Linked DNA regions of Homo sapiens: regions 2 and 3 are each linked to region 1. A link is an interaction called in ENCODE POLR2A ChIA-PET data of the cell type or tissue named here. Cell type or tissue: GM12878. All regions are shown on one strand. Each heading gives the region's core, and the rest is flanking DNA. Links, peaks and the distances in the headings are about the cores only.

What was found. Peaks named below come from ENCODE experiments on the same cell type or tissue, not always from the same donor. Only the 100,000 strongest peaks of a DNase experiment are listed, where the experiment ranks them.
Region 2: POLR2A ChIA-PET joins it to region 1 with 5 read pairs; 2 of 35 experiments call an interaction of 5 or more read pairs at or near these places.
Region 3: POLR2A ChIA-PET joins it to region 1 with 7 read pairs; 2 of 35 experiments call an interaction of 5 or more read pairs at or near these places.

The regions. Positions count from the first base shown.
Region 1 is chr4:2,743,959-2,754,534 of GRCh38, reverse strand. TNIP2 (TNFAIP3 interacting protein 2) reads left to right here. Exons shown (of 6, transcript NM_024309.4): 2 at 6,590-6,880; 3 at 9,000-9,089; 4 at 9,590-9,838; 5 at 10,029-10,148. Among named protein-coding and RNA genes, the nearest start is that of TNIP2, 7.1 kb to the left of the region's middle. RefSeq lists enhancers at 6,698-6,747, 8,158-8,597, 9,193-9,693. In GM12878, for the core only: no CTCF peak of the experiment used is centred there; no DNase peak of the experiment used is centred there; H3K4me3 peaks cover 1,769 bases; H3K27ac peaks cover 2,415 bases.
Region 2 is chr4:2,660,789-2,671,364 of GRCh38, reverse strand. FAM193A (family with sequence similarity 193 member A) reads right to left here. Exons shown (of 21, transcript NM_001366318.2): 11 at 8,374-8,527; 12 at 8,077-8,256. Among named protein-coding and RNA genes, the nearest start is that of TNIP2, 90 kb to the left of the region's middle. RefSeq lists an enhancer at 1-157. In GM12878, for the core only: no CTCF peak of the experiment used is centred there; no DNase peak of the experiment used is centred there; H3K4me3 peaks cover 757 bases; H3K27ac peaks cover 687 bases.
Region 3 is chr4:2,647,553-2,658,128 of GRCh38, reverse strand. It overlaps FAM193A (family with sequence similarity 193 member A), which reads right to left. Exons shown (of 21, transcript NM_001366318.2): 8 at 249-326. Among named protein-coding and RNA genes, the nearest start is that of TNIP2, 100 kb to the left of the region's middle. In GM12878, for the core only: no CTCF peak of the experiment used is centred there; no DNase peak of the experiment used is centred there.

The sequences.
Region 1 (10,576 bases), core at 2,927-7,926:
GGAGGCAGGAGAATGGCATGAACCCGGGCGGCGGAGCTTGCAGTGAGCCGAGATTGTGCCACTGCACTCCAGCCTGGGCGACAGAGCGAGACTCCGTCTCAAAAACAAACAAAAAAAGACGCAAATCCTGACTTTCTTCTCTTTGTCCTTGTCTATGATGTTTATGTCTGTTTTTTGATGATAAACTATAACACCACAACAGCAGTATAAGTAACAGTTTTTTTGTGCAATAGTATTTGCAAGCATCTGAAACATTCGGGTGAGCTCTGGCATCTATTATTCCATTTGATTCATGGCTATTATCCTAGTTTGCCCAGGAAAGAAACTAAGCCTGCAAAGGCAGTAGTCTGCGAAAGATAGTTTTTGTCTCCAGGGTTGGCCCCACAGCCTGATTTTAGAGAGAAAAAGAAACATGCCCTTTTTAAAAAAGAAAAAAAATTATAAAACAATTTTGAATATCTGAAAAATAAAGAATAAAATAGCCGCTGTAGTCCCACAGTGCAGGGATGACTAGTGTTAATCTCTTGGCATGCCTTCTTCCTGTTTTTCCTCTGTGTATAAGGTGTGTGTACACTTGGCATGGTTGTTTTCATGCTGTGTATACAGTTGTACTTAATATTAGGTTGTCAGTATCTACATCATTTAAAATACTTTCAGCAGCCAGTGTCTCCCCTACTCCACTCTCTCCCTCTTTCTGGAAGGTACATCCTGACTCACTAGAGCAGAAGGGAAGTTTAGAGGTCACCTGGTCTGCACCAACAGGTTTTAGAGTTGTGGATGCCAGGAGCCACAGATGAGTACAGACCAAGGACCCGGAAGGACACTCCGAAGTCATCTCCAGAATGTTGGTGGGACAGGATGCAGGGACCTCACAACCAGAGCAGTATACTTGCAGTCGGTGGCCATTGGTGTTCCGCTCACATGTGTTCCCTGGTGTCCTGTGTATCTGGCCACTCACCAAGCAGCTTATTGCAGCTTCCTGGTAGCCTCAGATAGAATTAGTTCTGTGTTCCCAGTATTACTGGCCCTGGTCCTGTCTTCCCAACATGTAAGCATGTAGGTTTTGTTTTGGGATTTTTATTTTTTTATTTTTTTGAGACAGGGTCTCACTCTGTTACCCAGGCTGGAGTGCAGTGGCACAAACATGGCTCACTGTGGCCTCAACCTCCTGGGCTTACGTGATCCTCCTGCCTCAGCCTCCCATATAGCTGGGACCACAGGAGTGTGCCATCACACCTGGCTAATTTTATTTTTTTTTTGTAGAGACGGGATCTTGCTGTGTCGCCCAGGCTGGTCTAGAACTCCTTTCTTCAAGTGATCCTCCTGCCTTGGCCTCCCAAAGTGCTAGGATTACAGGCATGAGCCACCACGCCCAGCATGGGGGGATTTTTAATTATTTAAGGAACATTTTAATGATTTAGTTTTGTTTGTTTGTTTTTTTATTTTTATTTTTATTTTTTTAGAGACAGGGTCTTGGTCTGTGACACTGCCACCTAGGCTGGAATGCCTTGGGGCCATCATAGCTCACTGTAACCTTGAACTCCTGGGCTCAACCAGCCCTCCCATCACAGCCTCCCGAGTGTCTAGGACTATAGGCGAAGAGCCTACCACAAGGACTATGAGCCACCACACCTGGCTAACTTCTTAAGTTTTTGTAGAGAAGGGGTCGCATGATGTTGCCCAAGCTGGTCTCAAACTCCTGGCCTCCAGGGATCCTCCTGTCTCGGCCTCTCAAAGTGCTGGTATTACAGGCGTGAGCCACTGTGCTGGCCTTATCTGGTATTTTATGCAATTACATATTTATTGCTCATCCCAACGTTCAATCTGAGGTCGGTCATGGAACCTGTGGAAGAATGGAGAGGTTTGTCACCTCCTGCAGGCCCTGGGTTCACTGAGGTGGCAGTGCAGAGTTAAAGACACAGCAGGAAGCAAGCCGTTGCTAGGTTGCTCTCATCTATGAGAGCCCGTTAGGAGCAGGAACCCTGGACCAGTAGGGACTGAGGGCTCCCAGAGAGAGTGCTGAGGCTCAGAATGTGGAGGAGCTGACCAGTGCGTCTGTGATCAAGCTGCGGTCAGTGTGTGATGGGGCAAGATCAGGCCAGAGAATTGTGGTCCTCAGTGCAGCCACAGCTGGACTTGAGACCTTACCTCATCTGTAACACAAGGCCTGAGTGGATAACTTTACAAAGCCCCTCCAGTTAATACTTTCTGGAATAATGGCACCAATTCATTGTGCAACCTGGTCCTGCCCAACCCCATCCTGTCACCATTCTCGGGACCAGCTTCATAGGCTTTGCCTGGTCCTGGCGTATCAGCCCCCTTTCCCTTCCGGCTTAGCTTAGCTTTGCTTTGCTTGTTTTCTTGGCTCTTTCTTTTCTTTTCTCTTCTCTTCTTTTCTTTCTTTCCTTCCTTGTTCCTTTTTTTTTTTTTTTAAACTGAGTCTTGCTCTGTCGCCAGGCTGGAGTGCAGTGGCGGGATCTTGGCTCAGTGCAACCTCCACCTCCCGGGTTCAAGCGATTCTCCTGCCTCAGCCTCCTGGGTAGCTGGGACTACAGGCGCCCACCAGCACGCCTGGCTAATTTTTTGTATCTTTAGTAGAGGCGGGGTTTCACCATGTTGGCCAGGCTGGTCTTGAACTCCTGACCTCGTGATCCACCCACCTCAGCCTCCCAAAGTGCTGGGATTGCAGGCATGAGCCACCGCCCCGGGCCACCTTCCTTGTTCCTTTCTTTCTTCCTTTCTCCTCCCCTCCCCTCCCCTCTTTTTGACAGGGTCACTCTGTTGCCCAGGCTGGAGTGCAGTAGCATGATCATAGCTCACTGCAGCCTTGACCTCCTGGGCTTAAGTGATCCTCCTGTCTCAGCCTCCCGAGTAGCTGGGACTACAAACGCCCACCACCATGCCTGGCTAATGTTTTTTGTATTTTTTGTAGAGACAAGGTCTCGCCATGTTGCCCAGGCTAGTCCCAACCCTTGGGCTCAAGTGATCCTCCCACCTCGGCCTCCCAAAGTGCTGGGATTACAGGCTTTGGGAGAATACACTTCTGTTGTTTAAGACACCAAGTTTGTGATACTTTGTTGCCGCAGCGCTAAAAGCCAAGAGGCCACTGTGCCTCTTAAGGCCAATCCACAAGACTATTAATAGAGCTGTTTACACTTTTGTGTTCTGAGCGTGGAGCTATGGAGTTGTGGGTCCCGGCGACAGGCTTTCCTGAGAGATGTCAGCCCAGTTGCTGACTAGTCTGTGTGTTGTGCCTGTGTGTGTAGACCCACAACTCCAGCTCGTACCTTGTTTTCTGACCACAGTGGTCGAGGTGCTGTTGTGTCCTAAGAACTGTTACTAACTGGACAAGGCACTCAGACAGATAAACCAGCACAAAGCTCTGCAACTTCAGAGCCAGTGACAAATGCCAGAAGCCCGGGGGCTGGAGGGGTCCTGGGGCCCTCATGCTGCCGAGGGGAGGATGAGTGGGGCAGCCCTTTGCAGGGCTGGCCTGCCCCCACGGGTTGAGCGTAGAGCCTGCGTCCTGATCTGTCTCTGTATGGCCCAGTCTTATTCCCATTTACTGGGCATCTGTGTGGGGCTGGGCTCAGTGTTGAGTACTAGGGTGTGGAGGCAAGAGAGAGCCACGCCCTCAGGATCTACGAGCTGTGGACATGCTGCCCTCCTGTTTGTGGAGCTGTTTGTTTCTCCTACTGTCAGCATTTGACCAACGCAGGAAGGAGGCTCCGAAATCAGATTTTACCTGGGCACGGTGACCCCTGCTGAGGCAGGAGGAGGATTGCTTGAGGCCAGGAGTTCAAGACCAGCCTAGGCAACATAGCCACACCCTGTCTTTATCAAAAAAAAAAAAAACCAGAAGTCAGGTTTTGCTCAAAGTCCTTTATCCCTGAAGAGGGTCTCACTGTCACCCAGGCTAGAGTGCAGTGGCACCGTCACAGCACACTGCAGCCTTGACCTCGAGCCCATGGTCCCAGCTATTTGGGAGGTTGAGACGGGAGGAACACTTGGACCCAGGAGTTCAAGGCTTCGGTGAGCTGTGATTATACCACTGTATTGCAGCCTCGGTGTCAGGGCGAGACCCTGTCTCTAAAATAATAAAATAATAATAATAATAATAATAATAATAATAATAATCAGGGTTCTCGCAGTAATAGGGCTTAGTATTTTGTTCCATTGTGATGAGAACATTCTAGGTTCCCGGTCTCTGTCCCTTCTTACCTCAAGTACTAGACACAGAGGCTGGACCCTTCTCCCGCCACTTCTGGGGGAAGCTTGGGCTCCTCCGTGACTTTTCTGAAACTGTTTCTTCACTTGTGGGATGGACTAGTTGAGCCTGCTTCACCTCCTTCATGTAATGTACTGTTTATTTTGGAGGATTCTTTGAAAACGGAAAAGTACAAATTTAAGGCCAGATATTAAAAAATTGTCAGGTCAGATGTGGTGGCTCGTGCCTATAATCCCAGCACTTTGGGAGGCTGAGGCAGGCGGATCACTCAAGTCCAGGACCAGACTGGGCAAAGTGGTGAAACCTTGTCTCTGCAAAAAATACAGAAATTAGCCAGGTACGGTGGCATGCACTTGTAATCCAACTACTTAGGGTGCTGAGGCAAGAGGATCACTTGAGTCTGGGAGGTGGAGGCTACAGTGAACCATGGTGGCACCACTGTACTCCAGCCTGGGTGACAGGGCGAGACCCTATCTCAAAATAAAATTGTCATTTTAAGAACCTTTTTAAATTCTTTAAGAAGTAATTGGGGTTGGGTGTGTTAATTTCCTAGAGCTGCTGTAACAAAGTAACACAAACTGGGGGGCTTCAAGCAACAGAAATTTAATCTTTCACAGTTCTAGAGGCCAGAAGCCAGAAACCAAGGCATCGGCTCTCTCTCAAGGTTCTAGGGAAGGACCCTTCCTCGCCTCTTCAGCTTCCTGTGGGGGCCACCAATCCTTGGTGTTCCTTGGCCTTTATCCACAAGACAAGACGTCACTCCTATCTTTGTTGTCACGTGGTCGTCTTCTCTCTGTGTGTCTGTCCAGACTTCTGTCTGCTTACAAGGACACCAGTCCCGTCCTAATCCATTTTGTCCCCACCTTAACTAATTACATCTGCAAAGACCCTATCTCTAAGTAAGGTTTCATTCCCAGATACCGGGGAATGGGAGGTTTGGTTGTGGACATCTTTTTGGGGTTACCCACCACAGTGGAGTTTCTACCTATCCCATCAAAAAAGTGCTTGGAATTGCCACTTTGATAATTTGATGATAACTGGGTGTGGTGGCTTGAGCCTGTAGTCCCAGCTATTCAGGAGGCTGAGGTGGGAGGATTTGCTTGAGCCTAGGAGTTTAAGACCAGCTTGGGCTATATATAGCGAAACCCTCATCTCAAAAAAACATTTTGATGATATGAAATCTAAAATTATGAACTTGCTTGTGAAAATAGAATTTGGCAGGGCGTGGTGGCTCACACCTGTCATCCCAGCACTTTGGGAAGCCAAGGCGGGTGGATCTCTTGAGCCCAGGAGTTCAAGACCAGCCTGAGCATCACAGCAAAACCCTGTCTCTACAAAATACAAAAAAGTTAACCAGGCACGGTGGCACGTGCCTGTAGTCCCAGCTACTCAGGTTAGGATGGAGAATCGCTTGGGCCTGGGGAGGTCGAGGCTGCAGTGAGCCATGATTGTGCCACTGCACTCTAGCCTGGGTGACAGTGAGACCCTGCCTCAAAAAAAAAAAAAAAAAAATTGCTGGGCGCAGTGGCTCACGCCTATAATCCCAGTACTTTGGGAGGCCAAGGCTGGCGGATCATCTAAGGTCAGGAATTCGAGATTAGCCTGGCCAACATGGTGAAACCCCGTCTCTACTAAAAATATAAAAATTGGGCCAGGCGTGGTGGCTCACGCCTGTAATCCCAGCACTTTGGGAGGCTGAGGTGGGCGGATGCCGAGGTAGGCGGATCATGAGGTCAGGAGATCGAGACCATCCTGGCTAACATGGTGAAACCCCATCTCTACTAAAAATACAAAAAATTAGCTGGGCGTGGTGGCGTGTGCCTGTAGTCCCAGCTACTCGGAAGGCTGAGGCAGGAGAATGGTGTGAACCTCTGAGGCGGAGCTTGCAGTGAGCTGAGATCGCTCCACTGCACTCGAGCCTGAGCGACAGAGCGAGACTCCGTCTCAAAAAAAAAAAAAATTCTTTTAGCTGGGCTTGGTGGTGGGCTCTATAATCCCAGCTACTGAGGAGGCTGAGGTGGGAGAATCGCTTGAACCTGGGAGGTGGAGGTTGCAGCGAGCCAAGATTGTGCCATTGCACTCCAGCCTGGGCAACAGAGTGAAACTCTGTCTCAAAAAAAAAAAAAATTTGAGATGAAGTTTCAGAACAGAACATTGTAGGCTGAAAAACTCCAGAGTTAATAGTTCAAATGCCCAACTTCTGAGTGAGTAATTGTTAGTTCAAACGCCCAACTTCTGAGTGAGTATGTTTGTGTCTGGTGATGGGGCATCCACGCCAGGTCTTCTTTTGCTTTCTGAACATTTGCTCTTGACACTGCTTCTTTTAATTCAGTAAACTGTGCTTTTAAATCTTCCACTTAGGAAATTGAGAGGCTGACTGAGCGACTAGAAGAAAAAGAGAGGGAGATGCAGCAGCTGCTGAGCCAGCCCCAACACGAGCGAGAGAAGGAAGTCGTCCTGCTACGGAGGAGCATGGCAGAAGGGGAGCGCGCCCGGGCCGCCAGTGACGTCCTGTGCCGCTCCTTGGCCAACGAGACCCATCAGCTGCGGAGGACGCTGACCGCCACCGCCCACATGTGTCAGCATCTGGCCAAGTGTCTGGATGAACGACAGCATGCACAAAGGAATGTGGGGGAGAGAAGTCCTGACCAGGTAGGCCACAGTGTAAGCAGAGTGTGGGGAAGACCTCTGTGTGCTGGGAGCATCGCCTACAGGCCCCTGATCACAGAGGTGGGGGGGCGCCCCAGAACCCACTTCTGTTCTCAGTAACGAGAGTCAGCTGACGGGGCAAAGCTCACTCATCCAAGGGTTTCTTTTAAAATGATGGAACATGCAAAATGTAATAGGAAAGCAGGCAGCCACCTCACTGCCCAGCACCAGGCCTGTGGCCGACCCCGCTCCCAGGTGGGAGATGGCACTTGGCTTTCATCTGCCTCAGCTGAGGATGAGGAGGAGGAGCTGAGCCTGGCAGAGCTGCCTGGAGGAAGTGTAGTCACATCCTCCATCCGAGGAAACTGAAGCAGAGCCAGGTGGTACTGCTGGGGATGGGGAGTGCCTCCAGTTCCACACCCCAAACTCCTGGAAGGACCGTGAGTGCCCGCCTTCTTCAGGCTCAGTGTGTCTGAGTGCATGCAGGCACAGCTGGAACCGCCATCTCCAAAGCTGGCTTTAGGCATGTCCTTGCCAGCAGCACGGCCTCCCGCAAGCTTGGAGACCTGGCTCAGGGCCACAGCCTCCTCATCATCAAAGCAAGGGCCGGGGGCAGCGGCACCAAGTGACAGTGAGGGCCAAAGAAGGGTTCGCTGGACCTCCAGGATAGGCTGGATCTGGGCTGTAGCTCTCTGTGGGGTCTAGTGGGAGAGAGAAGGACCGTGGGAGTTTCAGCATCAGGAGAAACCAGGGGGCTCCTAGGCAGAAAAGTAGGGGAGCAGTGGCCCAAGGCATCTGTGTGCCAGGCACCTTCCATCTTGCTGGTGCTTGTGGTGGTCTGTGTGTGGCAGGCAGGGGAATGGAGGCACTCCGTGCACATCTCACCTAGGCTGAGACCCCATCTCACTCGCACTGCCGGGCACAGGGCCTCTCGCTCGGGTCCTTTCTAGGCAGTTCTCTGAGGCAGCACCAAGGTTCATGCAGAAACACACGCGCTGGGATGTTCTGTGGCAGACAGTACATCCCGCACCCATCAGCAGCTTCACCGAGGCGCCCACTGGGGAGAAGGTTGGTCTGAGAACTGCCCACCTCAGCTGGGTGGATTCCAGGCGGGGAACCTCAGAGAGGACACAGCTGCATTCAGAAACCAGAGGAAAAGTGCCGTCTGGGCGGAGGCAGGGTGTTCTGGTCTGATTTTGAGTCACTGTGTCATTTCCCTCTGGGGATTTGAAAGGAGCCACACACAGTGTTGAGCCTGAGGCGGGGGTGGGGCCAGTGGCAGGGTAGGCCCTCATCACAGTCTCTAAATAAGTGTCACTTCTCAGCCCTGAACTCAGCTGAGTCACCCGGGGCTTCCCGGTGTAGGCTGTGTTAGGACGTGCACTTCCTTTGTCATTTGAGGGGAATTCTCAAAAATTATGTCACTGAGATACAGTCAGAATTGTAGGGTACACACGAGTTTCAGGAGACTTTTCATTCAGCTCTGTAGTTGTTAGTGGGGGTTGGTTTGGGTTGTGGCTTCGGTGACTCCTGACCCTGCGTGGGGCAGAGGTTAGATTCCTGTGTCCAGAATCACCTGGTTGAACCCGATTGTCTGCAGACAGGACAGTGTCATGGGCTCCAAAGGAGGTAAGCAGGGTGCATGGCCAGGCCCACCCTGGGCAGCTGGGGGCCCCCTCACTGGAGATCCTCTGGTTTACAATGGGATTCAGCTTCCTGCCTTCCCTGCTGTCTGTGATAATGGCAAATCTCTGGCAATGAGAAGACTTTATCATGTCTGGTGTGCCAATCCCTGCAGACATTATGGCTTTAGAATATTTACATTCCAAATATTTAAAAGACAAACAGCTCAAACTGGTAGGTGGGACGGGATAAGGACAGTGTGAAAGGTGGTGTGGCCTGAAGACCTCCCATCCGGGCTCTGGCCTGGGCCAGGTGGGGTGGGCCTGGGCAGGGAGAAGGTGGTCCCTTGTCCCTGCTTTGCTTCTCTACCAAATGAATGATCACTACCCGCTGCACTGGGGGACGCAGTGATAATCTGTGGCCTCAGCCTCTGGGTCTAGCTTTCTCCCCTCTTGCTGTATGTGACAGAGTGTCTTCTCTCTGTCCCTTCCTCATGCAGTCGGAACACACAGATGGGCACACCTCTGTCCAGAGTGTTATTGAGAAGTTGCAGGAAGAAAATCGACTGTTAAAACAGAAGGTGACTCACGTGAGTGTCTTTCACATTTCGTTTGAGAAGAACACATGGCTTACAAACTGTAAGTGAGGGTTCTTTCCTTGGCTGATGCCCAGAGTCGCCCCCCGCCCTCTGGCCACTAGGACTTGATACACACAGTCCCTAGAGACTGGACTTTTTTGCTTAAAACGACGTACGGGACATGTCCTGTCCATCTCCATCCCCCTAAAATTAATCCACAAGTCAGTAAAGGAGATGCAAGAGTTAGCAGCAGGAGGTCCATTTTCTAAGACAGCAAAGCTGCACCGAGTCCACCTCCGTTCATGCTGCTTGCGTACGGGTGTCATCGTGCTGCCTCAGGATTCTCTAGCGGGCCTAGTGTCTGCTCTCTACAGAACAGGGAGGGGCAGCTTCCATTTAAGAGGAAACTCTCACTCAGCGAATCACTGCTAATACATAATTCACACTGGGTGCTGGCTTGAGCAGCTTTGTCAGCTGCCTTCACCGTGAGCTTTCCGGCTCCACCTCTTCAGGTTGAAGACCTCAATGCCAAGTGGCAGCGCTACAACGCCAGCAGGGACGAATACGTGAGGGGGCTCCATGCGCAGCTCAGGGGGCTGCAGATCCCCCACGAGCCCGAGCTGATGAGGAAGGAGATCTCCCGGCTCAACAGACAGTTGGAAGAGAAAATAAATGACTGTGCCGAAGTGAAGCAGGAGCTGGCGGCCTCCAGGACGGCCCGGGATGCTGCGTTGGAGCGGGTGCAGATGCTGGAACAGCAGGTGTCTGTCCCTCGGGCTCCGGACGGCACTGACCAGATGTCTGCTGGCCGGTGGTGGCCGAAATCATGGGACAGGCTGGGCTGAAGGCTTGGTGGCACTGAGTGGGCAGTGGTCACTGTGGGGGTGGGAGAAGCCTGGTGGGGCGCTTCCTCCTTCCTTGAGCAGAAATGTGTGTCTCGCCTCTCTTCAGATTCTCGCTTACAAGGATGACTTCATGTCAGAAAGGGCCGATCGGGAACGGGCTCAAAGTAGGATTCAAGAACTGGAGGAAAAGGTCGCCTCTTTGCTGCACCAGGTGTCCTGGAGACAGGTAGAGTATGAGGGCGTTTTTCTTCCTGCTTAGGTTTAGTGTTTTTGTTTCTCTTCTCATGAGATTAGAGCCTTTCTGTGTCTGCCAAGGCCCTGATTTGCTGGTGATGAGGGTTGTGGCGAGCCCCTCCCTGCTGTGGGGAGAGCCACCTGGCCTGGTACCTGGGCGTGGTCATGGAAAGCCTCCCTGTTATACTGTTTAGTTATGGAGGAGGCTGGCATGGCGGCCTGTCTTAGCAGAGGTGGCTGTCCTCAGGGCCCGTCCGTCACTGTCATGCAGTCAGAGAGCATATCTCGGGCCTCAAAGTGTGAGCTCCCTACGTGTCCTGACCTGTCTGTGAGACGGGAACCCCGCTTACCTTGTCATGTAGATGTGATGGCCCTGGGTGTCCAGTAACATCCCCAGCTCAGCCTGGCACGTGGAGCTGG
Region 2 (10,576 bases), core at 2,324-7,323, 83 kb after region 1:
AACTTAGAAGGGAATGAATAGGGAAGCCTGCAGCTCTGTTCCCTTGAGACTGAGGTCCCAACTGGGGTGAGTGGCAAAGGAGACAGAAATCTAACAGAGAGAACCCTGGAAATGAGAGCGCCACGGAAGGGCTTCTTAAGCTGTCCACAACTCGCTGGCTGACCAGGAGAGCACAGTGCATGCACTGAGGACACCTCACGGGCTGGAGGAAGGGGCCAACACAGCTGACTTGAGAACTGGCTGAGTGCTGAGCGCATTCACCCCACAGCCAACAATGGAGCCCCTGTGGATTCAAGGTGCATGGGCAACCTCTGCCCAAATCATCAGCTGGCCAATCAGCCAGGTGGACAAAGGGCAGACCTCTAGAAGCCAAACTAAAAAGGAGAAGAGAAGAAGTAAGCTGAGACACCCACAGCCACATAATGTGGGAGATACAGGTCCTGCAACTGAAGCCCAGGAAATAACAAAAACAAGGAAACAAACAAAAGACAACAAAGGACCCTCAAGGGAAAAAATGATAATGCAAAATTATCACATTATTTAAAATGTCCAATTTTCAACAAAAAATTATGAGACAAGCAAAGATTAAAGAGAAGTATGACCTAGGCTGGGCGCAGTGGCTCACACCTGTAATCCCAACACTTTGGGAGGCAGAGGTGGGAAGATCACTTGAGCCCAAGAGTTCAAGCCTAGTCTGGGCAACATGGCAAAACCCTGTCTCTACAAAAAGTACAAAAACTATCCAGGCATGGTGGTGTGTGCCTGTAGTCCCAAGTACTTGGGGGGCTGAGGTGGGAGGATTGTTTGAGCCCAGGAGGTCCAGGCTCGAGGCTCCAGTGAGCTGTAATCATGCCACTGCACTTCAGCCTGGGTGGCAGAGCAAGACCTTGTCTGGAAAAAAAAAAGTGTGACCCACATGCAGGAAATAAATAGTCAAACGGTTAACAGGAGTGAGTTCAGATACTAAATTAGCACACAAAGATGTCAAAGCAGCTGTTATAACATGTTCAGAGAATTAAAGGAAAATATGAAAATAAAGATTCAACATATAGGGAATTACTACAAAAAAAGAGAAACAAAAAAACAGTAAAATATAAATTCTATAGGTGAAGAGTACAATAGCTAAACCAAAATTTCACTAAAGGGGCTCAAAAGCAAACTTAAAATGGCAGAAAAATCATCTGTGAACTTGAAGAAGAGCAATGGAACTGATCTAGGAAGAGAGAGAAGAGATGAGGGGAAAGTATGCAGACGCTCAGAGGCCTGTGGGAGAGCAGCCAGCACTCCAGCATGTGCAGAACCAAGTCCCAGAGGAAAGGGGGAAGAGCATCCAAATAACACCTGGACACTCCACTTCCCAAATGTGATGAGAAACATTGGTCTACAGATCCAAGAAGCTCAGTGAACCTTAAGATGGATAAAAACAAAGAGATACTGAGAGCTGCAGAACTCTGGCACACAATGACCACCTAAGGCTTCCTGCAGCCAAAGGCCAAGTCCCTAGGATGACCCCAGACCCTACTAAAACACCTTCTTGAGAAAGCCAGGCTGCCAGGAGAACTGACTGCTTGTTCTAACAGTCTGACAGCTGATGACTGTAACAAGAGTAACACTCTGGTGTGGAATTTGATAGTGGGAAGGCTGTGTGTGGGGACCCTGGGTATAGGGTGTCTCTGTAGCTCTCACTCAACTTTGCTGTGAGTCTAAAGCTATTCCTAAAAACAACCACTCTATTTATTATTTATTTATTTATTGTTGAGACGGAGTCTCACTTCTCGCCTAGGCTGGAGCGCAATGGCGCGATCTTGTCTCACTGCAACCTCTGCCTCCCGGGTTCAAGCAATTCTCATGCCTCAGCCTCCCAAGTAGCTGGGATGACAAGCACATGATAGCACGCCTGGCTAATTTTTGTATTTTTAGAAGAGATGGGGTTTCACCACGTTGGCTAGGCTGGTCTCGAACTCCTGACCTCAGGTGATCTGCCCGCCTCTGCCTCCCAAAGTGCTGGGCGTGAGACACCCCCATGCCTGGTCTATTTTTTAAAATGAAGGCAAAATAAAGACATTTACACAAAAACAGAATTAACTGCTAGCAAACTGGTCCTGTAAGACATATTAAAGGAAGGTAAAAACAAGACGGTAACTTAAATTCGGCAGAATTTAAAATGAAGAATGCCAGAAATGACTAGCCAGCTAGCAAATAGAAAACACTGTATAAATACAGGCCAGGCGTGGTAGCTCATGCCTGTAATCCCAGCACTTTGGGAGGCCAAGGCGGGTAGGTCACCTGAAGTCAGGAGTTTGAGACCAGCCTGGCCAACATGGCGAAATGTCATCTCCACCAAAAATACAAAAATTAGCCGGGTGCCATGGTGCTTGCCTGTGATCCCAGCTACTCAGGTGGCTGAGGCAGGAGAACTGCTTGAACCTGGGAGGTGGAGGTTGAAGTGAGCCAAAATTGTGCCACTGCACTCTAGCCTGGACAACAGAGTGTGACTCTGTCTCAAAAAAAGGAAAAGAAAAAGGAAAAGAAAAGGAAAAGGAAAAGAGAAAGAGAGAGAGAGAGAAAGAGAGAGAGAGGAAAAGGAAAAGAAAGAAAAGAAGGCAGGCAGGCAGGCACTGTATAAATACATTTTTCTCTTTTATTTGCTCTAGAAATTATAAAGCTGTATAAAGCAGTAATTAAAACATATTATTGGTTTGTAACATATACAAATGTAATTATATATAGGACAATAATAGTACAAAGGAGAAAGAAGGAAATGGAGCTCCTGCGGAGCAAAGTTTGTATATTTTACTGGAATTAAGTCAGTAGTAATCTGGAGTAGATTGTGATAAATTAAGATGCATATTGTGGGCGGGCGTGGTGGCTCACACCTGTAATCTCAGCACTTTGGGAGGCTGAGGTAGGTGGATCACTTGAGGCCAGTTAGAGACCAGCCTGGCCAAAGTGGCAAAACATTGTCTCTACTAAAAATACAAAAATTAGATGGGCGTGGTGGTGCGCATCTGTAATCCCAGCTACTTGGGAGGCTGAGGCAGGAGAATCACTTGAACCTGGGAAGCAGAGGTTGCAGTGAGCCAAGATTGCGCCACTGCACTCCAGCCTGGGTGACAGAGCGAGACTCTGTATCAAAAAAAAAAAAAAAAAAGATGCATATTGTGGCTGGGTACACTGGTTAAGTGTAATCTTAGCACTTTGGGATTTCCTGGCGGGAGAATCACTGAAGGCCAGGAGTTTGAGACAAACTTGGGCAACACAGGGAGACCTTGTCTCTACTAAAATTAAAAAACTTAGCCGGTCATGGCGGCACATGCCTATAGTCCCAGCTTACTAAGGAGGCTGAGGCAGGAAGACTGCTTGAGCCCAGGAGCTTGAGGTTGCAGTGAGGCATGATGATGCCACCCCACTCCAGCTTGTGTAACAGAGCAAGACCCTGTCTCTAAGAAAAAAAGAGATACATATTGTATTTTAATTTTTGTTTCTTTTTATTTTTTATAACGACATTCACAAGAGATGCATACTGTAACCCTACAGCAGCCACTAAGAAAATTAAAAAAAGAATCAACAGAAGAATTAAAATAGTACACTAAAATTTTTGTTTAATATTTAAAAAGGCAGATACTGACATATACAGGATAAAAATGCAAGGCCCAACTAAAAGATGTTAGACAAATTTTAGATTCAAAGACACAAAGAAACTGAAAGTAAAAGGATGAAAAAATACATGTACACAGTAACCCAAGAAGGTGGAGTGGCTATACTAACAAATAAAACGGACGTTAAGAAACACCAGTAGTCAAACATTTCATAATGATAAAAGGGGCAATATATCAGGGGAGCTATAACAATAATTCAATAACATCACCCCCAAATGCATGAACCAAAACAAGGAAGAATTGAAAGGAGAAGGAAATAATCCAACAGTTAAACTTGAAGGCTTCAATATGCCTCTCTCAGTAACCGATAAAACCACCAGACAGATAATCAGTAAGAATATATACTATGATCTGAGTATCTGTGCCCCTCCAAAATTCATATGTTGATAGCCTAACCTCCAAAGTGATGGTATTAGGCGATAAGGACTTTGGAAGGCTCTACTCTCAGGAATGGGGTTACTGTCCTTACATGGTAGCCTGGATAGACCAAGACAATACAGAAGACTTGAAGAATGCCATCAACCAATTTGATCAAACTTTCATTTCTTGAACACTCCACACAACAAGAACAAAGTTCAAATTATTTTCAAGTACACATAGAACAGGATCTAGGTAAACTATATGTTAGGCCATCAACAAGTCTCAATAAATTTGGAAGCTCTAAAATCAGTCATCTAAGCTTTTGTTTCAACAAACTAGAAAAGGAAGAGCAAGCAAAACCCAAAGAACATAGAAAGAAATAATCAATTTCAGAATGGAAACCAATGACACAGAAACGAAAACAGAGAAATTGACAAATCTTTAGCCCAAGTGACTGAAGCCGTTAAAAGGAAGATAAAATTACCCAAATCAAGAATTAGCATCACTGCAGGCACTGCAGAATTAAAAAGGATTATAACAGTATAGAATAACTTTATGCCAACACATTAGACAATTTAAATGAGTAAATTCCTACAAAGACAAAAATTATTGAAATTCACTCAGTAAGAAATAGGAAATTTGAAAAGACCTATTACAAGCAAATGAAACTTGAATTAGTAATTACAGATCTTCCCACAAAAAGAGACCAGGCCTACAGGATTTTGCTGGTGAATTCTATCAAATATTTAATAAATCTCAATCTTAAACAAACTCCTTCAGAAAACATAAGTGAAAAAAACATTTCCTAACTCATCCTATGAAGCCAGTATTACTCTGATACCAAAGTCAGACAAAGACATCACAAAGATAGGAAACTACAGACCAATATATTTTATTAGTATTAACACAGATGCAAAAATCCTAACAAAATATTAGCAAACCAACTCAGGAACACATGAAAAGGATTATATACCACCGCCAAGTGGGAGTTATCCCAGGAACACAGGTTGATTTAATATCCTTAAATCAACTGATGTGACACACCACGGTAACAAAATAAAAAACGAAAACCACAAGATCGCAACACATGCAGAAAAGACATTTGAAAAACTGAACAATTCAATATTCAATACAATTCAATATTCAAATCATGAAAAAACTCAAGAAATTAGGAGTAGAATAGAATTTCCTTAACCCAATAAAGGGCATCTATGAAAAACCTATACTTGATATCACATTTAAAGAGTGGTCAAAGATTAAATGCTTTCCCCCTAAGATTGGGAACAAGGCAAAGATATCTGCTTGCAACAATTCTATTCTGTACTGAGTTTCCAGCTAGCTCAATAAGGCAAGAGTAAGGAATTAAAAGCACTCGGGAGGCTGAGTCAGGAGAATGGCATGAACCTGGGAGGCAGAGCTTGCCGTGAGCCGAGATAGCACCACTGCACACCAGCCTGGGCAACAGAGCGAGACTCCGTCTCAAAAAAAAAGAAAAAGAAACTGAAATTAAAAGCATCCAGACTGGGTATGGTGCCTCACACCTATACTCCTAAAACTTTGGGAGGCTGAAATGGGAGGATGGCTTGAGGCCAGAAGTTCAAGACCAGCCTGGGCAACATAGTGAGACCCTCTCTCTACAGAAAGTTTTTTTTTAAAGCTGGGCGTGGTGGCGCATGCCTGTAGTTGTAATACACCTGTAGTCCTAGCTACCTGGGAGGCTGAGGCAGCAAGACTGCTTGAGCCCAGCTGTTTGAGGCTGCAGTGAGCCATGACTGCAGCAGTGCACTCCAGCCTGGGTGACAGAGTGAGATTCTGTTTCTTAAAAAGAAGAAAGGAAGGAAAGAAAAAGAAAAGAGAAGGGAAAGGGAAGGGAAGATTAAAAGCATTGCATCCAGATTGGAAAGGAAGAACTAAAACTTTATTTGCAGACAACATGATCTTGTATATAGAAAATCCAAAGTAATCTACCAAAACAACAGCAAAAGGACCTACTAGAACCAACCCTACTAGAATAAACAAGTTTAGTAAAGCTGCAGAACACAAGACCAATATAAAAAAATCAATTGTATTTCTATGTATTACCAATGATCAATTGGAAATCAAAATTAGAAAATACCTTTTACTGTGAATGAAAACACATAATACTTATATATTCCAGACACAAAGACTGGAATTTTTTTAGAACTACTGAGAAAAATTAAAGATGACTTAAATAAATGGAAAGATAAAGCATATTCACAGATTAGAAGACTCAATTTTGTTAGGATTGCATTCTCCCTAAATTGATCTATATCATCCCACAAATAAAAGACCACAACCACATCCAGAGGATTTCACTGGAGAATTCTAAATATATATTCAAGAATTCGATGCAATCCCTCAAGATCCAAGGAGGCGTTTTGTAGTTGACAAGTAGATCCTAAAATTTATATGGGAATGCAAAGAACTTTGAGCAGCATAAACGATTTTGAAAAGGGTGTACCAGCCGGGTGCAGTGGCTCACGCTTGTAATCCCAGGACTTTGGGAGGCCAACACGGGCGGATCACAAGGTCAGGAGTTCGAGACCAGCCTGGCCAATATAGTGAAACCCCGTCTCTACTAAAAATACAAAAAATTAGCCGGGCGTGGTGGCGTGCACCTGTAGTCCCAGATACTTGGGAGGCTGAGGCAGAATTGCTTGAACCCGAAAGGGAGAGGTTGCAGTGAGGCGAGATCGCGCCACTGCACTCCAGCCTGGGTGACAGAGGGAGACTCCATCTCAAAAAAAAAAAAAAAAAAAAAAAAAAGAAAGAAAATAGAGAGAGAGAAAGGTGTACCAAGCTGGAGGGAAGACCCTATCCCATTTTCCTAAACTTACCATAAAGCAATTGTCAAATGCACTATGGGTGTAAGGACAGACACAGAGATCAAATGAACAGAATGGAATGTCCAAATATAAACTCTTACATTTACAGTCCATTGATTTTCAATAAATTTTCAATAAATGGCCAAGGCAATTCAATAGGGTACTTCTGACAAACCGTACTGAAACAATTGGATATCTATATATGCAGAAAAGGTGAATTTATATCCTCACCTCACAATAACTAAATGCTGAGTCAAACAGAATCTAAGAACTAAAATTATAAATCTTCTAAAAGAAAACAGTTTTGTGTTAGGCAAAGTTTTCTTGGATAAGACATCAAAAACATTATACGTAGAAGAAAAAACTGGTAAGGAGATGTGGTCAGACTTCCCAGATAGACCTTTCAACATCACCTTTACCATCTGAGTGTTACATTTATATTACCTAATAAAATAAATCAGCCAAGCACTTTGACCTTCATTTGTTCTTTCATTTAAAGACTGCTTATTATTATTGTTGTTATTATTATTTTTTAAACAGAGTCTTGCTTTGTCGCCCAGGCTGAAGTGCAGTGGCGCAATCTTGGCTCACTGCAACCTCTGCCTCCCAGGTTCAAGCAATTCTTGTGCCTCAGCCTCCCAAGTAGCTGGGATTATAGGTGCCCACCACCATGCCCAGCTAATTTTTGTATTTTTAGTAGAGACGGGGTTTTGCCATGTTGGCCAGCCTGGTCTTGGATTCCTGGCCTCAACTGATCCACCCACCTTGGCCTCCCAAAGTGCTGGGATTACAGGCGTGAGCCACTGCGCCCGGCCAAAAACTTGTTTAAGCATCTATTTATGAAATTCTGAGAAAAAAAGCTAATAAGGTACCCTCACCTTTGGCTAACAGAAGAACAGATAATGAACAGGAAAAACAAACCTTTCCTGAAATTTTAATATTCCACTATTTTTTTTTAACTCCTCTCTTTGCTTCTATACAGACAAAAAAGGCCTCCACAGAGCTGCTATGGGGTGTTGCGAAATCAAGATTGATATTCGAGCAAGAAAAACAAGATTCAAATGGAGATTGTAAGTATGCCTTGACTCTCTTCAGTTCTAACCTTCAGAAATTATGGGAAACAAAATAATTTTGTATTCAGTAATGCTCATGTTTAGAGAAAATACACACAGAAAAAGAGATCCTTGGCAAAACAGCAAGCAAAGTCCTACCTGCTGTGTTGGGTAGGATGGGGGTGGACTGTCTGCTTTGCTCTCCTCTGTCCTGGGGCTCCTGCTTCCCAGCACTCCATCTTCCTTCGGGGCCCCTGGGGGCTCCCCACTACTCTCGCCGTCCGCTTCTTCATCATCAGCTTCTGAGGAACTACTGCTGGTACTGCTTATCTGAGGAGACTTTAAAGACAATCTTTTGTAATTTGCACTTTTCAAAACAGAGTAATATAAAATATTAAAATGTCAGACCATCATTTTATGTCATTTATTGTTGCTACGAAGAAGCCATGTCCATACCTCATCCTTCAGGGCCATGTTTTCCCCGCCACCATTCAATTCGCTGTGGATTCCATTCATGTTGGCCACCACCTCGGTATCATCATAATTACTCAATGGATAAATATCAGCAAATTTGGCTGACAATGGTGCAACATCTTCATCATCACTACAACTGACACAAGCAGAGATGGTCACTGTGAGGTCATTCAATTGTGAAAGACAATGAGTAAACCAGCCACTAAGCACAGATATTTCCTGGACAGATCACGGCTTTCATTTACAAAGAGTATTAGTTAAGTATCATTCCTACCACTAACATTTCTTAGTAACCTCAACATGAGAAAAATGCTTGGAAGATTAACATTTGTGCCATTTGGAAGAGTAAAAAACAAAAAACAAACAGAAAAACCTCCAAAAGTAGAAATATTAAGGAAACTACAAAAATTTAACCAGACTGATTAACGTTTCCATTTGACCTGAAGAGCGCTGGTATAAAACTAGTCTCTCTGCTACTCCCAAGACAACACAATTTGTGATTAAAATTAAAGGGGTACCGATGGCAACCTTAGGTGTTTAGTGTTTGCTTTTTAAACCTTAGCTGTTTAGTGTTTGCTTTTTCAACTTAGGGCTGAAATTTTCAGAAATAGTCAGTTGAACAAAACTTTAAAGGCACTTATGTAACAGAAGACTAATTTTTTTTGCTTTAAGGCCAGTCATGGCCTGGTCACTCATGATCGTAATTAAATATCAGCTTTAGCAAGACATCTAAGCAACAGGCAAATGAAAAATTTACTGAAATTAATTTTATTTTATTTTATTATTTTTTTGAGGCAGTGTCTTGCTCTGTCTCCCAGGCTGGAGTACAGTGGCACAATCTCGGCTCACTGCAAGCTCCACCCCCCAGGTTCACGCCATTCCCCTGCCTCAGCCTCCCGAGTAGCTGGGACTACAAGCACCCGCCACCACGCCCGGCTGATTTTTTGTATTTTTAGTAGAGATGGGGTTTCACTGTGTTAGCCAGGATAGTCTCAATCCCCTGACCTCGTGATCCGCCCGCCTCGGCCTCCCAAAGTGCTGGGATTACAGGCATCAGCCACTGCACCCGGCCTGAAATTAATTTTAAACAGATTTCAAGGCTTTAGCCTACAGAGACCACTTAAGATGCAGCTCTGGTGCATTAAAAGAGCTGGCACATTTAAGCTCAGTGCAATAAGATGCTCCAAGGTCCACAAAAACATGCACTGAGTCCATCTTCAGCCTGGGCACACAGCAACCTCCAGAAGGCAAAACCCTAGGAACTCGTCGTGATCTCACTTCCTAGAATGAGTGAAGAGTGTCCAGGACTACCAAATTCCGGTGTCTTTTCAACACATTACAAGTAACGTGCTAGAGTCTGGAGCTCACCAGAGGTAAGTACAAACAGCACCCACAAGGTGCAGAGTCCTAGGGCTTCCTGCAGGCCCACTGCACCTGGGACGCTGCCTGGGCCAATGCTCATACACACTCCTGAGGATGACCATAGGCACAATTTACAGATGAGAAAACTGAGGTTCTAGTGAAGTAACTCAGCCATTTGCTCCATGTGACAGCAGGAGGCTTCACCAGCCCTAGCTCCGTAAAGATCCAACCCATAAGATCCAGGAAGTACTGTGTGGTACACTGACTACAATCACATTGTTCTTTTTAACCAACTTAGAAAAGGCACCAAGAAAGAGACAATACAAATGAAAAGATAACACTGGAGATTTTCAAATCATAGTTTACATTTGGAAGACATTGATCACAAGCTGCTGAAGGCCCAGATGTCCCGAGAACCTAGGCTCCCCGTAACTGGTGATGGGCAGTTCCGGCCCAAGGAGAAAGGCTCCCACAGCCAATTTCTTCCACTACCACACGTGACACAAGAGACCATAACTGACATCAGCAGCTGTGACAAATGAACAGGGATGAAATTTTCCATCTTAAATTTTCATTAGGCTATATATGTTTAATTTTTATGTTTCAGTAAGAAGTTGGATAACAGCCAGCTGCAAAAATGTCAACACTCTTTCTTGTGCCCTGGAGAGTACACAGTGTCTCTAAGGCAATAAACAGCAGCCTGCAATCTTTGTATGAAGAGAGTCAGTGAGTTTAAACCAGTCCTTTCAGAATTATTTTGTCTGAGAACAAGCCCAAATTGAAAATGGAAAGACTGAAGGAAAACGTCAGTCACCATGAGAAA
Region 3 (10,576 bases), core at 2,484-7,483, 96 kb after region 1:
TGGGATAGAGAGGCCACTCAATACACATGGGTTTTTCTTGAGGCGTATATGGAAGATAAGGAAATAGGTGAAAATTAGTTTATCTTGAGATTAAAAACACCATCTTGAACAGTTTTTAACGCTGGCAAAACATGCCAATGTGGTCCTCCAATGCTGTTCTAACAAAGCACATCAACATGCAGAGAAGTCATTTGCTGTCAGGACAGATTTCTACTTCCTTTAATTGCCTCTCTTATTGACAAGCTTACCTGTTCTTCAATGAATCTTCTTTGTTTAAAAAGCTCCCAGTCTTCTGTTAACATGCGCTGCTTGGTTTTCATTGTCATCTAGTAAGGGGATGTAAAAAACAGAAAAAAAAGAAAAACTTTAATACCTGCGACAATTATACAAGACATTTTCAAGAGGAGACTTTCTTAAAATGATATATATGAGAGAAACATCATCTGCAAACAGAATAAAGATACAATACTACAAATATGTTAACAGGTATTTCTTTATTTTACTCAAACTCATCACAAGTACTTTTCTCACATGAAAGACAGAGATGAATAAACAGTAAAAAGAGAAATCAAGATATTCTGACTAAATCTGTCAATACAGTGGATGAACATTCACTATTTACTGAATGCCCATTATGTGCCCTGAATGTGTTAGAAATAAGCAAGATGATGGCAACTCGGTCCTGCCACACGAAGAGCTCAGACTACAGGAAAGGAAGAGCTATTAACAGGCATATGAGACTTAAAAAGCAAAGCAAAACAAAACTAACAAAGAAGTTAGGAGTTAAAGGCAAAAAGAGAAATTACTGAGGAAACAGAGAAGCATATGTGATTAATAAAACCGAAAGTCGGTTCTGTAAGCTTCTGTCAAGGCTGAAAAAGGGGGAAAAAGGTAACATTAAAAAAAAATCAGGATTGAGAAAGGATATGGGTACATATGAAGATTGTTTTGTTTTGTTTTTGAGACTGAGTCTCGCTATATCACCCAAGCTGGAGTGCAGTGGCACAATCTCGGCTCAATGCAACCTCTGCCTCCTGGGTTCAAGCGATTCTTGTGCTTCAGCCTCCTGAGTTAGCTGGGATTATAGGTGCCCGCCACCACGCCCAGCTCATTTTTCTATTTTTACTAGAGACGGTGTTTCACCATGTTGGCCAGGCTGGTCTGGAACTCCTGGCCTCAAGTGATCCACCTGCCTCGGCCTCCCAAAGTGCTGGGATTATAAGCGTGAGCCACTGTGCCCGCCTGGCCAGAAGATTGTTTTTAAACTGTGAGACAAAGTCTCTTTATAAGTTGATACTTTGTAACATCTAAAGAAGAGTTACAAACAAGGGGCTCATGGGCTATTTTGTCCGACTTGCACTTCACCTCTTTTTAAAAGTGTTCGAGATTTCACCTAATAATCCAGATTTCTGGCTTCTCTTGACAACCTGGCAGCTCTGGTGGCCCTGTGAAGACTGTTGGACCCAAGTGGGGACTGCCCCTAACAGAGAACAGGAGGACACACGCACGCACACACAGGTGTGGCCTTCGCTACCCATGCCCCAGGCTCCACTAGGGCCTATCCCAACTGAGGGCACTTTCAAGGTGAGGGTGGTGACGGCCATGAGCACCACAGGAACGCTGGGGCCGCTCTACCCTGTATCATCCATTTCCGTGACTTTCCCTAGCCCTGCAGGTGTGAGTTTACAACCCTTTACTAAACGATATGGATAACTTCTTGAGCCAAATTCTATTTGTAAAACTGACTCGAGGGAGAAGGAAACCTGAAATACACTAATAAATGTCATATAAATGAAAAAGGCAGACAAGATCTATAGTTCTTGTTCTTCTTCCCTGTAAAAATGAATTAGGCCCCAAAGTTTTACGGTAGGTTCTATCAAACCCTTCATGGGACAGAAAATTTAAACTATTCCTGAAAATTGCAAAAACACAGAGTTTCTCAATTCATTCTATGAAGCTAGCACAACCTTTATACAAAACAAGTAAGACCTCAAAGACCAAGACAACTCAATTATACCTCAGAATATAGATATAAAAGTCCTGGCTGGATGCAGTGGCTCACACCTGTAATCCCAGCACTTTGGTAGGCCAAAGCAGGAGGATCACTTGAGGCCAGGAATTTGAGAACAGTCTAGGTAACAAGGCAAGACCCCCACCGCTACAAAAAATTTCATTTGTTTGTAAATAAAATTATCTTTGAGACAAGGTCTCTTGCTCTGTCACCAAGGCTGGACTACAGTGGTATGATCACAACTTACTGTAGCCTCAACCTCCTGGGCCTATGATCCTCCCACCTCAGCCTCCCAAGTAGCTAGGACCACAGGCACACACCACCACACCTGGCTAATTTTTTTTTCCTTGTAGAGATGGGGTTCTCCCTATGTTGCCCAGGTTGGCCTCAAACTCCTGGGCTCAAGCGATCCTTCTGCTTTGGCCTCCCAAAGTGCTGGGATTACAGCTGTGAGCCACTGCACCAAGCCAAAACTTAGCTGGCACACTGGCATGTGCCTATGGTCCTAGCTACTCAGGAGGCTGAAGTGGGAGGAGAGCTTGAGCCCAGGAGTTCGAGGCTGCAGAGAACTAATATCTTGTCATTGCACTCCAGCCTGGCCAGCAGTGTGAAACCCTGTCTCTAAAAATAATTTTATATAGCTGTCCGAATACACACACACACACACACAGGCGCACACGCACACACACACACGTCCTAAATCAAATATCAGCTAATAAATTTAATAATGGAATAAAGAATGACATATCATGATCTACTAGGGTTTCATCCCAGGAACGCAAGAATGTCTCAAAATTAGGTAACCTAAACTCTTAACTCATACAGAAATTGATATAAGAAAAATCATACCATCAATTTTGACATCTTCCTGTTTTATTTTTTAAATGATAGCCTAAATCAACTAGAAATAAAGGTAAACTTCTTTAATTTGCTAGAAAGTATCAAAAGTCTGTATGGCAAGCATCAAACTTCATGGTGAAACACTCACAGCAGCCCCTCGAAGCCAGGACTGGACAAGGGTGCCAGTATCAATGCTCTTATTCACACTGGTCTGAAGGTCCTAGTGGAAGCCAAAAAAAGGGGACAAATGCTGGAAAAGATGAGATAAACCTATCATTATTTGTAGAAGATACCGTGATTTCCTAGACTCCCAGATTCAAGACTCAACTCAAAAACTACAAGAGTTAATGCCGGCATCTGGCGAGATGACTGGTCACAGGGCATCTCCATTTTCCCAGTTTCCAGCATGAATGCTTTAAACACACATTCCCCACTCAAGATGCCGGTCATAGCAGCCCCTCAAACTACAGACTATGGAGGCACAAAATGGGTCAAGATTTACAAACTATAAAACCATAATACAATATATTTTTAAAAACCTTAAAAAAGAGTGACATACCATATTCTTGGATGGGAAGATTCAATATTGGTGCCAATTCTCCCTTTTCATTGTATATGTCTGCAGTTATTATAAAATCTTAGTGTACAGTGTAAGAGTTGTTTGATAAATAACATCAATAAAAACCTCTTCCTTGACTCTCTCCTCACAGCCTCAGGGAAATTTTTTTTTTTTTGGAACAAATTTGGGTACCTGCAGGCTTATGTATGTGTCAAACAACAGAGAAAGAATGAATTTCAGACAGCAAACATAAAAATAATTGATTTCAAACTTCCAGCCTGGGCAACACGGTGAAACCCCGTCTCTACCAAAAATACAAAAAAAAAAAAAAAAAAAAAAATTAGCCAGGCATGGTGGTGTGCGCTGTGATCCCAGCTACTCTGGAGGCTGAGGTGGGAGGGCTGCTTGAGCCCAGCAGGCAGAGGTTGCAGTGAGCTGAGATGACACCACCGCCTAGTTGAGAGAGTAAGACTCCATCTCAAACAAACAAACAAAACCTACCAACTCTCTTGCCACATACATACATACTTATTTGTGAACAGAGACTCAATTATTTTACACGTATTCAACATTTTAAAGCCTTTGAATCAGTATAAAATTTCTAAAATGTTATTGATTAGAAGCAACCAATGTTCATTCAAAGGTTTTAAATTAAATAGTGCATTAAAACAGCTCCAGTGGAGAGTGGAGTGGCCACAAACCAAGAACTCCAGGGGTCACTGCAGTTGCCCCCAAAGCCTTCAGGGGAACATAGCCCTGCTGACATACTGATTCTGAACTTCTGGCCTCAAGAACTGTGAGCATAAATTTCTGTTGTTTTCAGCTCCCCACAACCTCCCACCCATGCATACATGGTTCCAGAATGACTATTATTCTCTGGATGTTACTAAAGTGGCTCAATTTCCCTCAATTGTATTAGTGGCAGATTGTTTCTCATGGTTTCTTCACAAGACAGTGAAAATAAAAATGCATCTCCTGGCTGGGCATGGTGGCTCACGCCTGTAATCCCAGCACTTTGGGAGGCTGAGGTGGGTGGATGATGAGGTCAAGAGATCTAGACCATCCTGGCCAACAGGGTGAAACCTTGTCTCTACTACAAATACAAAAATTAGCCGGGCGTGGTGGCGGGCGCCTGTAGTCCCTACTACTCGGGAGGCTGAGGCAGGAGAATTGCTTGAACCCAGGAGGCAGAGGTTGCAGTGAGCCAAGATCACACCACTGCACTCCAGCCTGGTGACAGAGAGAGACTCTGTCTAAAAAAAAATAAATAAAAATAAAAAGCATCTTCTGGTTGCTTTAGTGAAGAGACTGGTTTTCTCTTTGTAAAAGCAATGTAACATGCAATTTTAAAGAAATACACTTTACTTTTTAAGTGACACTGTTATTTTCTCCCTAGAGAGAACATGTATGTGTTATTTTTACATATATACCATTTTCCCTAGAACAACAGCAATAATACCATATATAATATTTCAAAATAAATGTTTACCTTCAAGAAACAGATACCTGAAGAAATTACTATTCCCAAAGGATTTTTCAGTCTTAGTAAAAGAATTTCCCTAAGGGCATTTTTGTGTTTAGTTACAGTTCAATTGGAGAAATGAATCTCTGAAACTAGAACTTTATCTGCCATTTCCATCACATGTGGAACTAAGGACAGCACCCCAGGCTCTTAGGGGCAGGATGTTATGCTACGTAGGACACCGCTGACCTAAACCCCAACAGGCCTGCCTGGCTGAGACCCTCGGGAGCCTCCTGTCATCTGCAGATGTGGTAACACCAGGAAGCAGTAGTGAGGCTCTAGCCACACGGGGTTTGGCACAGCACTCGGTAACGGTTCATCTTCCTTCTCTTTCATCTTTTTCCCTATGTTATCACTAACTATACTATTTTTCTGAAGTCACCTGAAGGTTACAAGTTATTCACAACCTCAGAAACTTATATCGATACATGAAGGGAAAGCCAGGTGATATGGCTTAGATTTGTGTCCCCGCCCAAATCTCATGTCAAACTGTAATCCCCATTGTTGGAGATGGGGCCTGGTGGGAGGTGATCAGATCATGGGGGCAGATTTCCCCGAAGGTGCTGTTCTCGTGATAGCGAGTGCTCAGAAGATCTGGTTGTTTAAAAGTGTGTAGCACCTCCCCACCCCCCTTCCTCCTACTCCAGCCACGTAAGATGTGCTGGCTTCCCCTTCACCTTCCACCATGATTGTAAGTTTCCCGAGGCCTCCCAGCCATGCTTCCTACACAGCCACAGAACCGTGAGCCAATTAAACTGCTTTTCTTTATAAATTATCCAGTCTCAGGTATTTCTTTATAGCAATGCAAGAATGGACTAATACACCAGGGATAAATCAAGTGAACAGCATCAATCCTACAGAAGAAAAACACCAAATGCAGGAGAAAGGGAGGTGGGAGTTCCATTCAGAAAAGCTTCCAGACTCAAAGCTTCTCTGCAATAGGCCAGCGTCTCCTGTTCAACACCAGGACAGGAAGCACCGACACACCCAAGTCATCTTTGTTGACAGGCAAGGCTGATTTGCACTTAGACTTGCAGACAAGTGCCTCCCATGAAGGGTACTCTGCAAATCCCTGGTAAACAATGAATACCAGGCACAGAGGCCACCAGCCCCAGTCAGGGACAGATGTGTCCCTGAAATGAAATCTGAGATGAGACCTCATGGTCACCTAGTCCAAATACCTCTCCAACTATTCTCCACATTCCCTATCATGGGGAACTCATCTCCACACTACAGCCCACTCTGCCTTCGAACGACCCTTGCAAGGGACTCTTTCTGATCACACACATCTACACGGGGTCTGGACTCTCCTCCTGGGGGCTGTCTGGGACGAGCTGAATGTCTGCTTCACAATGGTCACTTCTTGACGACTCAGGCCAGCAACCTCTTATGCTTCCCTGCCAGGGGGATCCAGTCTGGTCAGAGCTGTCCTGAGGACAGGCAGCGAGGCTGCTACCACACCCTGATTACAGGACCTTCCACGTCTGCCGTGACGTCATGTCAACCTGTCACATTGATATGGTTCACCTTTGTCCCCACCCAAATCTCATGTCAAACTGTAATCCCCACATGTCAGGGGAGGAACCTGGTGGGAGGTGATGGGATCATGGGGGCGGATTTCCCCCATGCTGTTCTCATGATAGCGAGTTCTCACAAGATGTGATGGCTCAGAAGTGTGGCATTTCCCCTCTTGCTCTCTCTCTCCTGCCACTGTGTAAGACGTGCCTTGCCTCTTCTTCTCCTTCCGCCATGATTATAAGTTTCCTAAGGCCTCCCCAGCCATGCGGAACTGTGAATCAATGAAATCTCTGTTCTTTATAAATTACCCAGAATCAGGTAGGTTTTTTGTTTTATTGGTTTTTTTTTGAGACAGAGTTTCACTCTTGTTGCCTAGGCTGGAGTGCAATGGCATGATCTCAGCTCACCCCAACCTCTGCCTCCCAGGTTCAAGTGACTCTCCTGCCTCAGCCTCCTGAGTAGGTGAGATTACAGGCATGTGCCACCACGCTCGGCTAATTTTGTATTTTTAGTAGAGACGGGGTTTCTCCATGCTGGCCAGGCTGGTCTTGAACTCCCGACCTCAGGTGATCCGCCCACCTTGGCCTCCCTAAGTGCTGGGATTACAGGGGTGAGTATCAAGCCCGGTCTCAGGTAGTTCTTTATAGCAGTGTGAAAATGGACTGATACACACACCCCTCCAGGTCTGATGCCACCCTCCAGTGGATTCACCAACACTCAGCTTCTCCATCTGCACGTCTGTTACTGCTACAAACACTAACAAGACTGTGGAGGAGGGCCCTGAGACAGCGTTCTCTGGGCCAAAGGCAAATACCGTTGCTGCCATTAGAGTGTACCGTGGGCGGCTATCCATGCCTACCCAGAAGGTGCTTGGGGCTCCTCTTTTTTTATGCGGTCCTTGGTAAAGGTAGGCAGGGTCCTATGCACTTGGGAGGTTTCAATGACCTAATGCAATACAACTTGACTGCAGCTCATGTTGGCAAGACAGAGACTTAGCAGGTGGCACTATGTCGTCAACAGAGACACTCTTGGATTAAGGAGCCTTTCACGTGCTTCCCACAAGCAGCCTCTCTGGGAGTCTTGAAACCCCGCCCTGCACAGCAGCCTCTCCCTGGGCTTCAGAGCCCTGAGCTCCCATCTCTGCCCCCAGCCAGGGTGGTCTTGGCTTCCCCTACCGCACCCGTGAGGCCAGAGCAGGTGCGCTTCGTTCCCTTGAGCCCCGGTGACGAGAGTGAGCCGGGCAGGAAAGCCGGCCCCTCGCCTTCTGTTTTCCTTCTCAAGGTCTTTCCTTCACAGTGTCTACTGATGGCCTGAGATCTCATGCTCCTCCCTCCTTCTGTGCTCTCAATAAACCACCCTGCGTGGGTGCCATGGGATGTGCTCTAGAGCAGTGGTCCCCAACCTTTTTAGGACCAGGGACCGATTTCATGGAAGACAACTTTTCCACAGACCAGGTGAGGCAAGGGGATGGTTCTGGGATGATTCAAGCTCATCACATTTATTGTGCACTTTGTTTCTATTATTATTACACTGTCATATAGAATGAAATAATTATACAACTCACCACAATGCACAATTAGTGGGAGCCCTGAGCTTGTTTTCCTTCAACTAGATGGTCCCATCTAGGGGTGATGGGAGACAGTGACAGATCATCAGGCATTAGATTCTCATGAGGAGCGTACAATCTAGATCCCTTGCACACGCAGTTCACAATAGGGTTCATGCTTCTGTGAGGATCTAATGTCTCTGCTGATCGGACATGAGAAGTTCAGGCGGTAATGCAAGCAATAGGGAGTGGCTATAAACACTGACAGGCTTCACTGGCTCACCGGCCACTCACCTCCTGCTGTGCAGCCTGGTTCCTAACAGGCCATGGACTAGTACTGGTCTGTGACCCAAGGGTTAGGGACCCCTGCTCTGTGGGGCACCCAGTAACCAGCAGCCCACAGTGCAATACCAACACAGGGACTATTTACTGTCCCTATGCCTATATATTTTTTTCATTTTTTGAGATAGGGTCTCACTGTTGCCCAGGATGGAGTGTGGTGGCATGATCATAGCTCACCACAGCCTCAACCTCCTAGGCTCAAGTGATCCTCCCATCTCAGCCTCCCGAGTAGCTGAAACCACAAGTGCACACTACCATGGCAGGCTAATTTTTGTATTTTTGTAGAGACAAGGTCTATCTATGTCACCCAGGCTGATCTCAAACTTCTGGGCTCAAGTAATCCACCTGCCTCAGCCTCCCAAAGTGCTAGGAATACAGGTGTGAGCCACTAAGCCTGGCTTTTTTTTTTTTTTTTTCAGACAGGGTCTCACTCTGTCACCCAGGCTGCAGTGCAGTGGCACCATCATAGATCACTGCAGCCTCTAACTCTTGGTCTTAAGTGATCCTCCCCCACTCACTCTCTGGAGTGGCCGGAACCACAAACACACGGCACCCAGCCTGGCTAATTTTTTAATTTTTTGTAGAGACAAGGTCTCACTATGTTGCCCAGGCTGGTCTCAAACTCCTGGGCTCAAGTGATCCTCCCACCTTAGCCTCCCAAAGTGCTGAAATTATAGGTGTGAGCCACTGCACCTGGCCAGTTTTACTTTTTAAAAATAACACAGAAAAAACTTATTTGGAATTAAAAGCTCACACAACACTAAAACATCACCTAACATAATTATCTCATTTTGCAGGTAGGGAGGGAAAAGACTCATGGGGCAGATCCGGGACATTCTGGTGTTGACTGCCGTGCAGGGTTCTCCCTGGGACCCAAGTCAAGAACATCCCAGGGAGTGGTGACCTGGACACACTACTGGCCCTCCTGCACGGCCACAGCCCTGAAGAGCCTCTGCCGAAGATGCCCACTTCCTGGAGAAGGTTAATGCCCACTGTCCTAGCTTCCCCCAACTCCTGCTCCCTCTACCAGAACAGCAAACTTGTGAAAATGGGCTGGTGCACCCACAGATGGCAGAGGGGAATGCAGCTTTCAGCGCCCTCTCTGCTGTGCTGCCCCCACATGGCACAGCTGCAGCCCCTGGGATGCTCCAGGCCTCACGAGATGAAGGCTGCTGAGGTGCTGCTGCAGCAGGAGACTCTGCCCTCCCCACCTGGCATCCAGACCCTGCTCTCACAGTAGTCCAGGCTAAGAAGTCGCTGGTCAGTGACAAGCCACAGCAGGAAAGTCTCTGGTTGCAAAAACAGACAAAAACATGAATTAGGAATACACCCACTTTGAAGAAAACACAAAACAGCAACTGCTCTCTCAGGCCCCACCATGAGGCACAGGACACAGAGGGAGTCTCCCAGGACCAAAGTGATCTCTGAGGCCCCTCCTCACCCTGACGTGCTGTGCGTACAGCAGCCAAGGAAGAGGCGCAGAGTCATGGGAGAGTCTCAGGGCCACCTGCCCTAAGACAAGCTCAACAGCACAGAATTCCGCATGTGACGAAGTTGGAACTTACTCCACTGAAGCTGATGCAGGTTCAAAAAAAGCCAGCAGGCCAGGCGCAGTGGCTCACAAATGTAATCCCAGTACTTTGGGAGGCTGAGAATGCAGAAGAATGGAGTAAGAGAAAACCCGCGAAAATCCAAACAACAGACCATTTGTAGCTCTAGTCCCTGTGGCTGCAGTAGAGAACAGCAACAGAAAACACGGCCTGTAGCTGTGAAATCAATGACACAATTCTCGGAGGGAGCAAGCACATGCTAGTCCCTTCCTTCTTCCCAGTCCCTCACAGCACTGACAAGGAACACTGACAAGGAGCCACAGGTGGCATCCACATGGCACTCACCATGCCAGGGCAGACATGGAACCAGCACATGTCTTAGGCTAGAGCCCAGGTTCCATTTTCCTACAGAGAGTCTCCGAAGTGCAAAAGAGAAACTCAGTCATTCCTTCTTTACCCTTGCTCACACTAGTGTCATCTTTAAACCAGGGCCGCTCTCAATTCCTTCCTGGCCCAACCCTGCTTTAGGAGAGCAGGCAGGCCAGGGGTGGGAAGCGGGGGGAGGGGGCGCCGTCTCAAAGCCCTGCTCTGTCTGACAGGCTTGGGCTGCCTGAGTGCCCTCCCTTCAGATCCACCTCCAGCAGGTGCCCTCCCTCTTCTGTCTTCCACCTGGTGAGCCACCTGCCAC